Linked DNA regions of Homo sapiens: region 2 is linked to region 1. The links are chromatin contacts, found by Hi-C or POLR2A ChIA-PET in ENCODE. All regions are on one chromosome and are shown on one strand. Each heading gives the region's core, a stretch centred on a gene start or an enhancer-like site at or near the end of the contact. The rest is flanking DNA. Distances are from core to core; before and after follow the strand shown.

Region 1 (3,988 bases), core at 743-3,242:
TGAGACTCTGTCTAAAAAAATAAAAAAAAAGAAAAGATGAGCTAGTGGTCCTGACCTCAATGTACTCAATGTATAACATCAGCTGTCAGAAGACTAGGCACACTATAATCAAGAGAAGTGCCATATCTCCAAATGAACTGGAAGAATAGAAGCCCCTTCTTAAAGGGATAATTCTGTGGGAGTACGTATTAATTGTGATCTGAGGCCCTGTGCAGCTAGAAATGAGGAGGAGAGAGTTGGTTTCTCATTACTGGCATTCAGGAATTAGTGGCTGGTGATGCTCACAATCTCTACAGTTTTTCAAAGAGAAACAAGATGTCACGCTCTGTTTAAATGGGCAACCCCTCACTTATGACACAACTTGAAAGCACTGGCAACCCTATTTCTCTGAGGAAAATCTTCCAACACGAAGAACCTCACTACGTTTAACTCCCAAAACCTAGGCAAGTCTGATACTCCCCCAGTACAATGAGAATCTTCCTTTTTATTTTTGGAGAAACCTGTGTAAAACATCCCCTTACAATGGGATGAGGGAAGTCAACAAAGACGCAGGGAAACAAAGAAAGAACATCTGAGTCAGGAAGGATAACTGGATAAATGGTAGATCAACAGTGTCATTTCTAAATTGAGAAAAATGTCAGCCTGAAGAAAGAGCTGGGGAAACTGGAGTGGGCAGATCAGAGAGAAAGACAATAGCGTTGGGAGGAGGGGTGGCTGAAAGAGACAGCAGGATAGAGCAGAAAGCAACTTAAAAAAAAAAAAAACAAACCACAAGAGGAGGAAAGGCACTTAGCTTAATGGAAGTGGGAAAGCATTCTCAAAGAAAAGGCTTCAGGCAGGAGGGAGAAGCAACTTACTCTTTAAAAAGGCTCTTAGGAAGAGTGGGGCTCAGGCCACGACAAAGACAGATGAGAAGCTGTGAGTCCCTTAGAAGAGTTACCGAACCTTTACCTCGTCATCCAGTCAAAATGCAAAAACCCTGACTGGACAGCTAGACACCACTCAATTTTCCCACCCTTGCACCAAGCCCAACATACCCATTAAAAGAAGCTCTATTCGCCCACCATGCATTAACCCAATCTAAAACTCATTCTGATTCTTCTGTAGGAATAAATCAAGTCCCAAAGCATCTTTAACTCACAGGAAGCAGTTCATAGGCCAGCGTCCATGGCCCCAACAGCTATTAACTTTAACTTTGCTTGAAATCTGACCAGCACAATGGTATCGTATAATAGGAAGAATGCCCACCTAGATGCCCCTTTAGGCTAAGCTGTCCTGAACGGCTTCGGTCCAGTTGCAGGTTTTTGATGGCTGCTACTGGACGGGGCCAAGGCCCACTCCCCTGAAGTTCCTTCCCTTCTGGATCCGCTCCTCGATAAATTCTTCCCAAGAATATTTGTAGTCTTAGGTACCTGCCACCCAAGATCCTCCCAAACATCACGGGGCTGCCTGGAACTGAAACAGCCAGCCCCGCAGTGCACTCCGCAGGGGCCGCCGAGCCTGTTGCTGCAGCGAACGGGACGGGACGGGGCGGGGTGGGCGGCGGGCCAGCCGTAGGGCCGCCCGGGCCTCGGCCCCGCTCCTCCGGACTGAGGCGTCTCGGGAGAGGACCGGGACGGTGAGTCTCGCGTGCAGGCAGGGCGCCATGCTCTGGAAACCGTCAGCCCCGAGGAACGCTGAGGCCACACAGCCCCGCAGGGATGCCGCCCGTCGGGGCTCCAGTGTGCCCCCACCAGGGCCTCCACAAGTTTCCAAAGAAGCGCAACGTCTTCTCCGGAGTCTCCTGTTGCCCTCCCCACCAGGAGTCGCAACATGGCTTTCCCGGGGATGTCCCTCTCTCCGCCTAGTCCCTTCCCCCACCGCCCCCTACTCCCAGGCCCTTTACAAAACCTGCCGCCCTAGGAGAGAAAGAAACGACCACTCACAGCTTCACTACATTCTCCACCACAGCCGCCATCTTCCCTGTTCCTCTGCCTCGGGCCGAGAAGCCCCACAGTCCGCAGCGCGCAGGCGCCGGGACCGCACCGGGGTACCAGGTTCCTTGCCCTCTGCGCAGGCGCCGTCCGGGCGCGCGCACTAGAGCGAGCACTGAAGAAAGAGCTTTACGCCTGTTCGCGGGGGCCGGGTAGGAAATGCGTGGACCCCACGGGAGCCCGACGCGCAGGCGCAACCGGAGATTGGCATGCATCCCGGAGCTCCGGTTCGAGGCTTGCCTCTAATATTTAGAGGAGCAGGAGCCGGGGCCGGGCGCGGTGGCTCACGCCTGTAATCCCAGCACTTTGGGAGGCCGAGGCGGGCGGATCACGAGGTCAGGACATGGAGACCATCCTGGCTAACACGGTGAAACCCCGTCTCTACTAAAAATACAAAAAATTAGCCGGGTGTGGTGGCGAGCGCCTGTAGTCCCAGCTACTCGGGAGGCTGAGGCAGGAGAATGGCGTGAACCCGGGAGGCGGAGTTTGCAGTGAGCCGAGATCGCGCCACTGCACTCCAGCCTGGGCGACAGAGCGAGACTCCTTCTCAATAAATAAATAAATAAATAAAGGAAAAAAAGAAAAAGAAAAAAGATTAGCTGGGCATGGTGGTGCATGCCTGTAATCCCAGCTACTAGGGAGGCTGAGGTGGGAGGATCACTTGAGCCCAGGAGTTTGAGGCTCCAGTGAGCCACTGGAGCCACATCACTGCACTCCAGCCTGGGCAACAGAGCGAGGCTCCATCTCAAGAAAAAAAAAAAAAAAAAGGAAAAAAAATATATATACATATATATATACACATATATATATACACATATATACATATATATATATACACATATATATACATATGTATATATATACATATGTATATATATATATATATATATAAATATAATCACTAAAGCTGAAAATACACATACCCTATGACCCAGCAAAGTCCACTCCTGGATATACACACAAGAAAGCTGTACAAGAAGCTGAGTGCAATGCCTCATGCCTGTAATCCCAGCTACTTGAGAGGGTGAGGTGGGAGAATCACTTGAGCCCAGGGGTTCAAGACCAGCCTGGGCAACATAGCAAGATCCTGTCTCTTAAAAAAAAAAAACAAAAAAAAACAGGCCAGGAGCATTGGTTCACGCTTGTAATACCAGCACTTTGGGAGGCCACGGTGGGCGGATCACGAGGTCAGGAGATCGAGACCGTCCTGGCTAACATGGTGAAACCCCATCTCTACTAAAAATACAAAAACAAAATTAGCCGGGCATGGTGGCGGACGCCTGTAATCCCAGCTACTGGAGAGGCTGAGGTGGGAGAATGGCGTGAACCTGGGAGGCGGAGTTTGCAGTGAGCCAAGATCGCGCCACTGCACTCCAGCCTGGGTGACAGAGCGAGACTCCGTCTCAAAAAAAAAAAAATAAAGCTGTACAAGAATGTTCGTAACAACATTATTTGTTTATATTTATTTATTTATTTATTTTGAGACGGAGTTTTGCTCTTGTCGCTCCTTAACAAATTCTTCCTTCCAGCCCAGGCTAGAGTGCAGTGGCACTATCTCAGCTCACTGCAACCTCCACCTCCTGGGTTCAAGTGATTCTCCTGCCTCAGCTTTCCGAGTAGCTGGGATTACAGGTGCCCCCAGCTAATTTTTGTATTTTTTGTAGAGACAGAGTTTTACCACGTTGGCCAGGTTGGTCTCGAACTCCTGACCTCATGTGTTCCGCCCGCCTAGGCTTTCAAGTGCTGGGATTACAGGCATGAGCTACCACGCCTGGCCAGCTGATGTAACCTTTTCTTAAACAATCCTAAAAGAACTGAAAGCTATTGATGCTGGGTTCATAAGCTGCCTTTCCAATTATATGCAGCTAGCCTATTTATTATTAGTACTATTTTTAAATTCAAACTTTTAATTGAAATATACATAAAGAGAAGCACATAGATCTTATGTAGCTTGACTAATTTTTTTTTTTTTTTTTTTGAGACGGAGTTTCCCTCTTGTTGCCCAGGCTGGAGTG
Region 2 (3,988 bases), core at 843-3,342, 560 kb before region 1:
TCTAATGAGACTGACCATATTGTGCTTCACAGTAGAGCCAGCTTGGGGCCACCAAAGCTGCCCACTGTTTCTCTTGAGCTGGCCTCTCTAGCACAATTTGCACTAAATCAGAGACAAAATATTTCCCATTTGTGCCAGAGGAATCCTGGCAGCCCAGAGACTTTGTAGATCCTTAGAGGTCCTCTGGAGCCCTAACCCCTTCCAGATCACTGCCACACTCTCCATCACCCTCTTCCTGTGATCCACCCAACCCTATCTCCTGACAGAAGGTGCCACTTTACCCACCTAGAACACTAACTCACCAGCCCCACTGCCAGCAGCAGCAGGTGATTGGACCAGGCCATTCTGCCGCCCCCTCCTGAACCGCACAGCTCAGGAGGCGCCCTTGGCTTCTGTGATGAGCTGATCTGCGGATCTCAGCTTTGAGAAGCCTTCAGCTCCAGGGAATCCAAGCCTCCACAGCGAGGGCAGCTGCTATTTATTTTCCTAAAGAGAGTATTTTTATACAAACCTACCAAAATGGAATAAAAGGCTTGAAGCTGTGGCCTGAGTGCCTCACTGGACCCAGAGGCCAATGGGAGAGTATTTGGAGCCCTAGGTCCCAGCCTTAGCTCTACAGACTCACTGCATGACCTTGGACAAATTCTTTGATATTTTTGGACTTTGTCTTATCTGACAAGTGGGGCTACATCCGCTCGGCCTCATCTCCGGGACTGAGGGGAGACAGTCCTCTGGGGTAAAAGCGAAGAGGCTTACCGCCCCTCTCCCCGTGGGGGCCCACAGTGCTGCTGCGTGTGCCACGGAGGGGCGCTGTTATGCCCCCTTCCAGCCTCAGAGGAGGCGGCCGAGTGGTTCTAGGCCCCCAGCACCTGCTTCCTGCCCCATTGTCTTGGACAGGAAGGAGCCGGGAAGGGAGCTGGAGCCACTTCAGGGGCTGGATTAAGGCCGGTCCCGGCGCCCGATGGGGGAAGTCTGGTTTACCACTGCCCCGCATCCCACCCCAGGCTCGAAGTAATGGGGGAATCATTAGTTCTGCAGTCCTTCTGGATGGGAATTGTACCCTGTATCAGCACCCCACCCTCGCCCCAACCCCGGCGAGTACCAAACAGACGCTGCCCAGGCCGTGGGCTCCGCTTCCGTCCGGGTTTATTACCCCCAATCCAACCCCCAGCAAGTCCCTCCGCTCCAGCCTTCAGTCCCCCTGCTGCCCTGCCAGCAAGAGCGAGGGGCCCTTCTTGGTGTCAGGATTTCTTAGTCCATGCCAGCGGCCCCTCCTGCGCAGCCAGGACGGCGTCCAGGTCCCGAGGTCCACAGCGGTCCCGGGGCTCGGGGAGCAATCCGGGCGGGCGTCGGCGTGGAGGAAGCAGTGCCTTCAATCATCGGGGGAACAGGCCAGGGGCAACTGATCCGGACTGCCCACGCTGCCAGTGCTGGAGCTTCCATCGCCTAGGTCGCGGGGCCCGCACGGGGGCAAGGCAAGCTCGGGTGCTGGCCCGGCTCCTGATCCCCCGGCGCCGCTGGGGCCGCCGCGGGGGCCCCATTCTTCGCCCAGCGCCAGGCAGAGCTCCTTAAGCGCTAGGTTCTCCCGCAGCAGCTCCTCCTGGCGGCCCTCCAGCTCGGCCAGCTTCTGCCAACAGCCGCCCAGGTCCTCGCGCACGGCCCGGGATGCTTGGGTCCCGAAGAGCTGCCACTGGCGTGCGGCGCGCCGCCCGCGCTGGCGCTCCGAGTCCAGGAAGCAGCAGAGGTCGCGCAGCTCACGGTTCTCTGCCTGCAGACGCCGGTTGAGCTGCTTGAGCTCGCGGATCTCGCCCAGGTGGCCCTGCAGCTGCCGATTCACCTCCTGCATGAGGCGGCCGCGCTGCACCAGTGCCGCCAGGCGCGCCGCCTCCTCCCGCCGCAGGCGCCGCACTAGCTCTTCCTTGCCTAGCGCCGCCATCTCCTCGTCCGTCAGCTCCTCCAGGCCGCCTGCCTCGGCCTCCATGGCTGGTCAGGCCTCTGGAGCATCGCCCGCCCGCCGCCGCGGCCCAGGAGCCCCACGTCGGGCCCGGCGCCACTCAGGCTCGGGCTCCGGCTCCGCACGCGGCAGGCAGTGGCCGAGGCAGCGTAGGCTGCAGCAGCTACCCGGGCTGGGCACGCGGCGGGGCGCGCGCCGGGGCGGGGCCGCATGTCGTTATGGAAGGACAGCCAATCCGGTGAAACGTCCCCGGAAAGGGGCGGGGCCTGAGCTCAGGGGCCGCCCCCCTCGTTCCCCACCCACTCCGGGTGTTACTGATCCTCGATGTCAAGGAACCCGCGCGTCATCGCCCTCCACATCGGTCTCAACCCGAAACTAGGAGCTTCGAACCTCCAAGTACCGGATCGCCCCAAGCTTGAGCCTAGGCCTCTCGGCTCTTCTGAGAAACAAGATTCAGGCGTCCGCCCCTGACTCCTGCCCATCCCCCACAGAAGTCAGATGGACCGCTCTCCAGTCCCTCTTTACCTTTGATCAAATTCGGAAGTCTCGGCCCACTAAGGATCGCTCCTGGTTCCTCGGAACCCTGAGTCCAAACGTCCTAGCTCACCAATAGACTACCCTCCCTCCCAGGGAGCGTTTCCTGCCTGGGGGGAGGAACATACAGGATTCGTTTGTTCAATAAACGTTTTTTATGTGCAAGGCCCATGCAGAAATAAATTTAACCAAAATACCGATTCCATCCTCAAGGAGGTCGCAGTCTGTCCGGGAAGTCAAGCTGTGTTAAGCAAGAAATAAATCCGGGAGGAGTATGGTCTGAGGGTCCTTAAGAGGGTTCCCAAAAGAGATGCTATCCAAGAGGCTCTGGTAGATCCATAGGACTTTGCCAAGTAAAGAGCTATTTCAGGGAGAGAGAATAACATAGTGAAAGACACTGGTGCCCGAAAGAGCCTAGCTGCTTTAGGAACAATGAGGATAGCTTGGTTTTTGAAAAGCAGATGTGTCGAGAAAATGCTAAGAGAGAGAGAGCGAGGCTTCAAAGGTAGGTAAAAGCCAGATTCTTAAGAACTTCCAGTACCAGGTTGGAGCATTTCCAAAGGCCACTAAGGATGTTAAGCAAGAGAGTAACATTTGTAAGGATGTTAAGCAAGGGAGTAACATTTTAAAATATGCCTTTAACTGGCCAAGATGGTGAAACCCCGTTTCTACTAAAAATACAAAAATTAGCCGGGCGTGGTGGGAGGAGCCTGTAATCTCAGCTACTCGGGAGGCTGAGGCAGAGAACTGCTTGAACCCGGGAGGCGGAGGTTGCAGTGAGCCGAGATCGCGCCACTGCACTCCAGCCTGGGCGACAGAGCGAGACGCTGTCTCGAAAAAAAAAATGTATTTAAAAAGATTGGGCTGATCTGTGTGGGCCGGACCCTGCGGGGAGGGGACATAAACAGGGAGATTAGTAACGGTGTCAAAGAGCAAGAGCAAGGAGAGCTAAGCAGAAAGACGGCTGGGGCAGCATCAGTGGGGGTGGAGAGGACAAACAGATACTAGAAATATTCGGGAGGCAAATCAGCCGAACTGAATGTGGGGAGAGAGGAGTCTGGAAGAACGCCCAGGTTTCTCGTATGAGAACTGGTGGATGTTAGGGCTGTCACTGAGATAGGGACGCAGGAAAGAAACAAATGGGGAGAGGCAGAGGTCTGTCTAGAATATGTTGAGCTTTTGAGGGGCTTACGGGAAGAGTGTGGATAGACTTGGCCGATAGGCGGCCCCTCCGGATGTGGACTTCCAGGCAGAGCTCGGAGGGGCAGAATTAGAGACGTCAGTAGCTCGTGGGGCTGGGGGTGGGATTAAAACCAAGGTGGGAGCAGGTGCCCCAAACCCAGGAGAGGTGCTCATGCGCAGGATGGACAAACCAGTCTCCAGCAAGAGCCCGAGGAAGTCGGGTCATACCCCATTTTTGCGGAGATTTAGGATAGAGCCCTGTGAAACCCCTAAGTTTAGGATACAGGTCAAACTTAGGAGGTCCCGAAGAGGGCAGAG

The links. Hi-C counts contacts between places; a loop is a spot of excess contacts on that map. ChIA-PET counts read pairs that join two places held with the same protein, here RNA polymerase II (POLR2A). Pooled maps may share reads with other maps.
Region 2: a loop to region 1 is called in a pooled map, with 4 times the contacts of the local background. The contact joins the promoter of CCDC85B here to the promoter of DPF2 in region 1. A Hi-C loop is called at or near these places in 1 of 50 pooled maps. POLR2A ChIA-PET finds 5 or more read pairs at or near these places in 4 of 52 experiments (GM10248, GM12878, MCF 10A and 1 more).

Annotation. Positions count from the first base shown.
Region 1 is chr11:65,331,856-65,335,843 of GRCh38, reverse strand. It overlaps DPF2 (double PHD fingers 2), which reads right to left and starts at 1,992. Exons shown (of 11, transcript NM_006268.5): 1 at 1,926-1,992. The coding sequence starts at 1,957. RefSeq lists a silencer at 1,551-1,640 and an enhancer at 1,691-1,740.
Region 2 is chr11:65,888,777-65,892,764 of GRCh38, reverse strand. It overlaps CCDC85B (coiled-coil domain containing 85B), which reads right to left and starts at 2,092. Exons shown (of 1, transcript NM_006848.3): 1 at 1,130-2,092. The coding sequence starts at 1,981. The coding sequence ends at 1,373. FOSL1 (FOS like 1, AP-1 transcription factor subunit) reads left to right here. Exons shown (of 4, transcript NM_005438.5): 4 at 1-716. RefSeq lists enhancers at 432-591, 632-681 and a silencer at 1,822-2,301.